Regions from separate parts of the Mus musculus genome. Here region 2 is linked to region 1. A link is a loop called in an ENCODE intact Hi-C map of the cell type or tissue named here. Cell type or tissue: heart. All regions are shown on one strand.

Region 1 (2,500 bases):
AGAATACCTGTAGAACTTAGAGCTATTAGCAAACTTTTGAAAGAAGGGTGTGTGTGTGTGTGTGTGTGTGTGTGTGTGTGTGTGTGTGTTCATGCCTGGGAAAGCAATAGGCTGATATCCAGTCTCTTTTTCAATGGTTCTTCATATTATATTTTGAAATAGAGCCTCTTACTGAATCTGGAGCTTGCTAATTTGGCTAGCCTGGCCAGCAAACACTATGGATCTTCCTGGCTAACTCCCAGCATTGAGATTATAGATGCACACCTCTGTGCTTGGCTTTTTATCTGTGTGCTGAGGATTGCAACTTGCATGGCAAGTACTCAGATGAGCAAGCCATCCTGTGAGTCTCTAGTAGCAAAGGTAAAGGTAAACAGTTAATCAGCCCTTCAAGATGAGGACAAGAAATGGTGGTTTTCTTACAACTCTTAATCATCACTATTAAAGTCTTGGCCGTTAATACTTAAGGGAACAAAAGCCTGGAAAGGAAGGAATCCAGGTGTCACTGTTTGCAGATGCCATTCTTCTCCTTATAGAACAATTCTGAGGGATATGCAAATACACTCTTAGACCCACGAATCCAGTCACTCAAAACCTGAATATGTATGATAGTTCTTAGACCCAAGAATACAGTCAGTCAAAATCTGAATATGTATAACAGCACATCAAAACCTGTAACATTTCTATGTATTAGCAATGTGCAAGAGAGGGAAAAGACTGAAAAACACATCATTTGTAATCACTAAAGGAGATGGAATATCTGGGTACACATTTAAATGAAGGCACATGCATAATGTTCTAAGGCCACTGAACTGATCATAAAATGATAAAAATGCTATTTTTAAATTAGATTATAGTGAGTCATGGATGATGTGGTAAGACTAGTCCTTCAAATCTCAGTTGAGTAACTACAGTTCACAAAAGCTACTTCTTAAATAGTCTAGGCATCAAACCGCAGCATGACAACTCTTCCTTCCCTTGGTCAACGTTTGCCAAGACCAGCAGGATCTCTATAAGGACAGAATGCTGTGCCTGTAAAGACGGTACAGAGACTGGCTTTGTCTGTTTTGTGCACAGGCACCTCTGATTTGTCAACACTAGGTAGCAGCCTAAGCCCAGGTTTCCATTCATTCTGCTGTATACTTAGATCTATATCAAAAGGGGGCTTGGTGGGGTGTGGCCACTCTCAAGAAATAAAGCCAAGGACTGTTGTTCACTTCTTACTGTCTTCACTGAGATGAACTCTATGAGCTATTCTGTAGGCACCATACTAATTCAAAGAAATTCAAGCCACAGATAAATAGTATGGTCTATAAGGTAAGAGCTAAAATAACAGATTGTGTGTGAAATAACATAAAAGGTGATTACTTTTTTTTTTTAAGAAGCAAAGAAAAGGAGTGAGAGAGGTAGGTCAGCAGACGAAAAGAGCCCGCCCCGAGGCTGAAGAATGGGGTTCAGTCCCCGAGACCCACACAGCAGGAAGACTCCTGCAAAGTTCTGGGCACTGTGACACGCAATCCAAAACACATGCACACACGATAAGTGGCAAGTTAAATGCAATAAAACATTTAAAGGCAAGAAAGGATGGCTAAGGGAACATACAAAGAGTACAAAGAGGAAGGACAAAGAGAAAAGAGCACAAAGGTTGAGTGAAATCAGGCAACATCAGTAATTCTGTTGCACAAAAATGTATTAAATGTTAAATTCTCCAATTGGAAGAAAAAGCCAAACACCAAATATACTCTTTGGAAGCAAAATGGTCAACAAATATGTTATGCAAATACATGTGTACATGTATAATTAGAGTTTTCAACCAAATGCTTTTTGGTCGAAAAGGATGATGAGATATGTGTGTGTGTGTGTGTGTGTGTGTGTGTGTGTGTGTGTGTGTATTTCTAAATCAAGAAAAATGGAAATCATAGATAAGTCATTTTCAGATGTTATTGCATAACAATATGAATTAATCTCCCAGGAGGACACAGTAGTTATGCATGATTGTTCTTCTTCATAGAAAGTATGGATCCCAGTCTCTGTCAACCTCTCAAGACAAATTTGCTGGTTAGAGCTGTACTCAGTTGTCAAATAAATACAGAGGTTTATCTAGTTTAATCAACACTACAGACCTCTACAAAGATAAATGTGTCCATTTTATAGAATAGAAGACCAAGGCAGCATAGCTTTGTATATTGCCCAAGCCAAACTTGTTAAGATTAGAAACTGGGTCTGGTACTCCAAAGCCTACACCAAGATTCAGGACAGCCATTTTCATAGCAAAAGAGAGGTATCATACCAAATTTACAAGGAGATGTTGACTTCTGATTTAGAGTTTGTCAAGCATAGGACCTTGCTAAACTCACTTTTGCATTCTTAAATCACTGCCCATATAGTAATTAGCTAGGAAATAATATAAAATAAAAAATAATATAAAAAACAGTGAAGGAATACATAGAAAACAAATAATGATTAGATGGATCTTTGTAAAGATTTGTCTAGTAAAGGGTTA
Region 2 (2,500 bases), 110 kb after region 1:
AACCAGAATTCCTAACTAAGATTTATGATATTTAAAACTTAACCTTGTGACCAGCATTTCCTACCAGTGCAGTGTGCCTGTATGCATGATCCTCCCTGTGCAGTCTGCATGCACCCATGGTCCTCCCTTTGCAGTGTGCCTGTACCCATGGTCCTCCCTGTGCAGTGTGCCTGTACCCATGGTCCTCTCTTTGCAGTGTGCCTGCACCCATGGTCCTCCCTGTGCAGTGTACTCACAAGCATTGATAGTAGATGCCTCTGGACTTTTCTGCTTTGGGCTTAAGTATGGGAGGAAGAGAGGTGGAAAGTTGTGGGAAATAATGTCAAACTTTGTGCATGTAAAGGGATTTTTAAGTGGCTTAACGGTAGTTTGGGAAATTGTGGTAGGTTTTGTTCTTATTCATCTGAATCCTATGCTTCAAGTTCGAGAGGCTATGAGGAGCAGAGACCAGAGCTCTTTTGAACCAAAGGCTGGTTGTTTGAAGGCTGCAGCTCTGCATCATTTTATATAGCAAACTAGTCAGTTGAAAATTCTTCATCGTGAGGATGGTCAGAAAAGGGCAACGATTTTCTTTTCTTCTCCCAAAGACAGGGGTCTTAGGTAGCCAGTCTGATTGTAAATGGATCCTCCTGCCTCAACCTCTAAAGTGCTGTGATGTGTGTGTGTGTGTGTGTGTGTGTGTGTGTGTGTGTGTACCACCACTCTCTGTCTGAAAAGAATTTTGATCGCCTAAAAAATAAAGAATTCATATATTTTTATAATTTAAAAAAAATCGCCGGGAAGTGGTGGCACACACCTTTAATCCCAGCACTTAGGAGGCAGAGACAGGAGGATTTCTGAGTTCAAGGCCAGCATGGTCTACAGAGTGAGTTCCAGAACACAGCCAGGGCTACACAGAGAAACCCTGTCTGGAAAAACAAAACAAAACAAAAAAATCACATTTTACCCAGACAATTTTGGAGTCAACATCTTGTCTAAGATGCATCTTGGACTGCTTAATGACGTAAGAGAGATCAGCTTCATTGCTATACTTTTCAAAATTCTGAATGTGGATTATCCTAGTAGAAAGCTATATTCTCCCAGCTGGTATGGAGACAAAACTAAATGTCTGGCCTATAGAATGCACTTAAACTCACTTGTGAGTGGCAGGTGCTCTACTGTAAGCAGGGCTATTAGCAGACAGCTAACGTTGTGGAAGCCCACTTCCTCTAAAGGACTGTTCCAGGAAACATGACTCATCTGCTCAGGAAATGAGCAAGGAGGCGCGCCCTGATCAAAGAGTCAAACCCACTGTGGCTCACACACACAAAACCTCTTCTGCTTCTCTGCTTTGTTCTAACCAGGAAGGGAGCTTTTAATTACCAGGCTTCAGACAGAGAAGCTCTGTGGCTTTTGGAAGAAGGCTGAGAGGCAGAAGGAAGGAGCTGTGCTGTTCACACATGGGGACACTCTGTGTACAACTCTGTTATCATAAAGGGGAAAATGTTTGTAGACTATGGCTTTTGGGGTGGACACATAAGTATTTATGTGTGAAGGGTGTATTTTTGAGCACGTGGGTCTAAGCACATGTGAATGCTGCTGTGTGCAGGCCAAAGATCAACACTGGATGTCTTCAATTGCTCTCTACTCTGTTTAAGACAAAGTTTCTTCCCAATTTGACTAAGTTGGCTGGCCAGATCCAGGGATCCTCCTGTTTCCACATGCCTATCCCAGTGCTGGGGTTACAGAGATGTGAGGTGTACTATCACACCCAGCTTTTTACACAGGAGTCTGAACGCAGGTGCTCTTGCTTGTGTGACAAATACTTAGTAACTGAAACAACTCCCCAGGTCCCAAATACAGCTTTTGACAGTGCAAAAGGCTAGGGGCTGAACCATAGTCTGGGAGATTCTTTTTTTTTTAATATTTTTTATTACATATTTTCCTCAATTACATTTCCAATGCTATCCCAAAAGTCCCCCATACCCTCCCCCCCCCCACTTCCCTACCCACCCATTCCCATATTTTTGGCCCTGGCGTTCCCCTGTACTGGAGCATATACAGTTTGCGTGTCCAATGGGCCTCTCTTTAGTCTGGGAGATTCTATTCATGCTAGAATAATAATGCACTGTTTATGGGCATGTGTCCTATGCTGGGCATTACTGGGGGTTAAAATGCCTAGCAACTCTGCAATGAAGTCTCTACAAACTGAGGTGAGTGCAAGTGTAGTTAATGCAGAATTGTGAAATGCATCAATGATGCAAAGAAAACTGATTGTTTTCTTCACCCCAATTTTCTTTCTAAAAGCCAAAAAATGTTAAATTGTAGCAAATATACTCATTCTTTGTTAAAGGATTATAGAGAAGCACGGAGCAGTTTTTAAGGCCGTTACTAACAGTTTCCAAACCTTCAATGTGTCAATGGAACCTCTCCATTCTGTTTCCTCAAAGAGCTTCAGTTAAATCAGTAGACTAGAATATGGGTGTTGTCATTTCTCATTTATACTTTGTGCAAGGTGCCA

The links. Peaks named below come from ENCODE experiments on the same cell type or tissue, not always from the same donor. Only the 100,000 strongest peaks of a DNase experiment are listed, where the experiment ranks them.
Region 2: it touches region 1 in a loop (2.2-fold over the local background); 4 of 42 quality-filtered maps call a loop at or near these places.

The regions. Positions count from the first base shown.
Region 1 is chr2:13,298,214-13,300,713 of GRCm38, forward strand. The region is part of intron 59 of Cubn (cubilin (intrinsic factor-cobalamin receptor)); the gene reads right to left. All of the region lies in intron 2 of Gm13270 (a long non-coding RNA gene), which reads left to right. Among named protein-coding and RNA genes, the nearest start is that of Gm13270, 28 kb to the left of the region's middle. In heart, a CTCF peak has its summit at 1,098; no DNase peak of the experiment used is centred here.
Region 2 is chr2:13,412,449-13,414,948 of GRCm38, forward strand. The region is part of intron 27 of Cubn (cubilin (intrinsic factor-cobalamin receptor)); the gene reads right to left. Among named protein-coding and RNA genes, the nearest start is that of Cubn, 78 kb to the right of the region's middle. In heart, no CTCF peak of the experiment used is centred here; a DNase peak (open chromatin) is centred at 1,273; H3K27ac peaks cover 1,937 bases.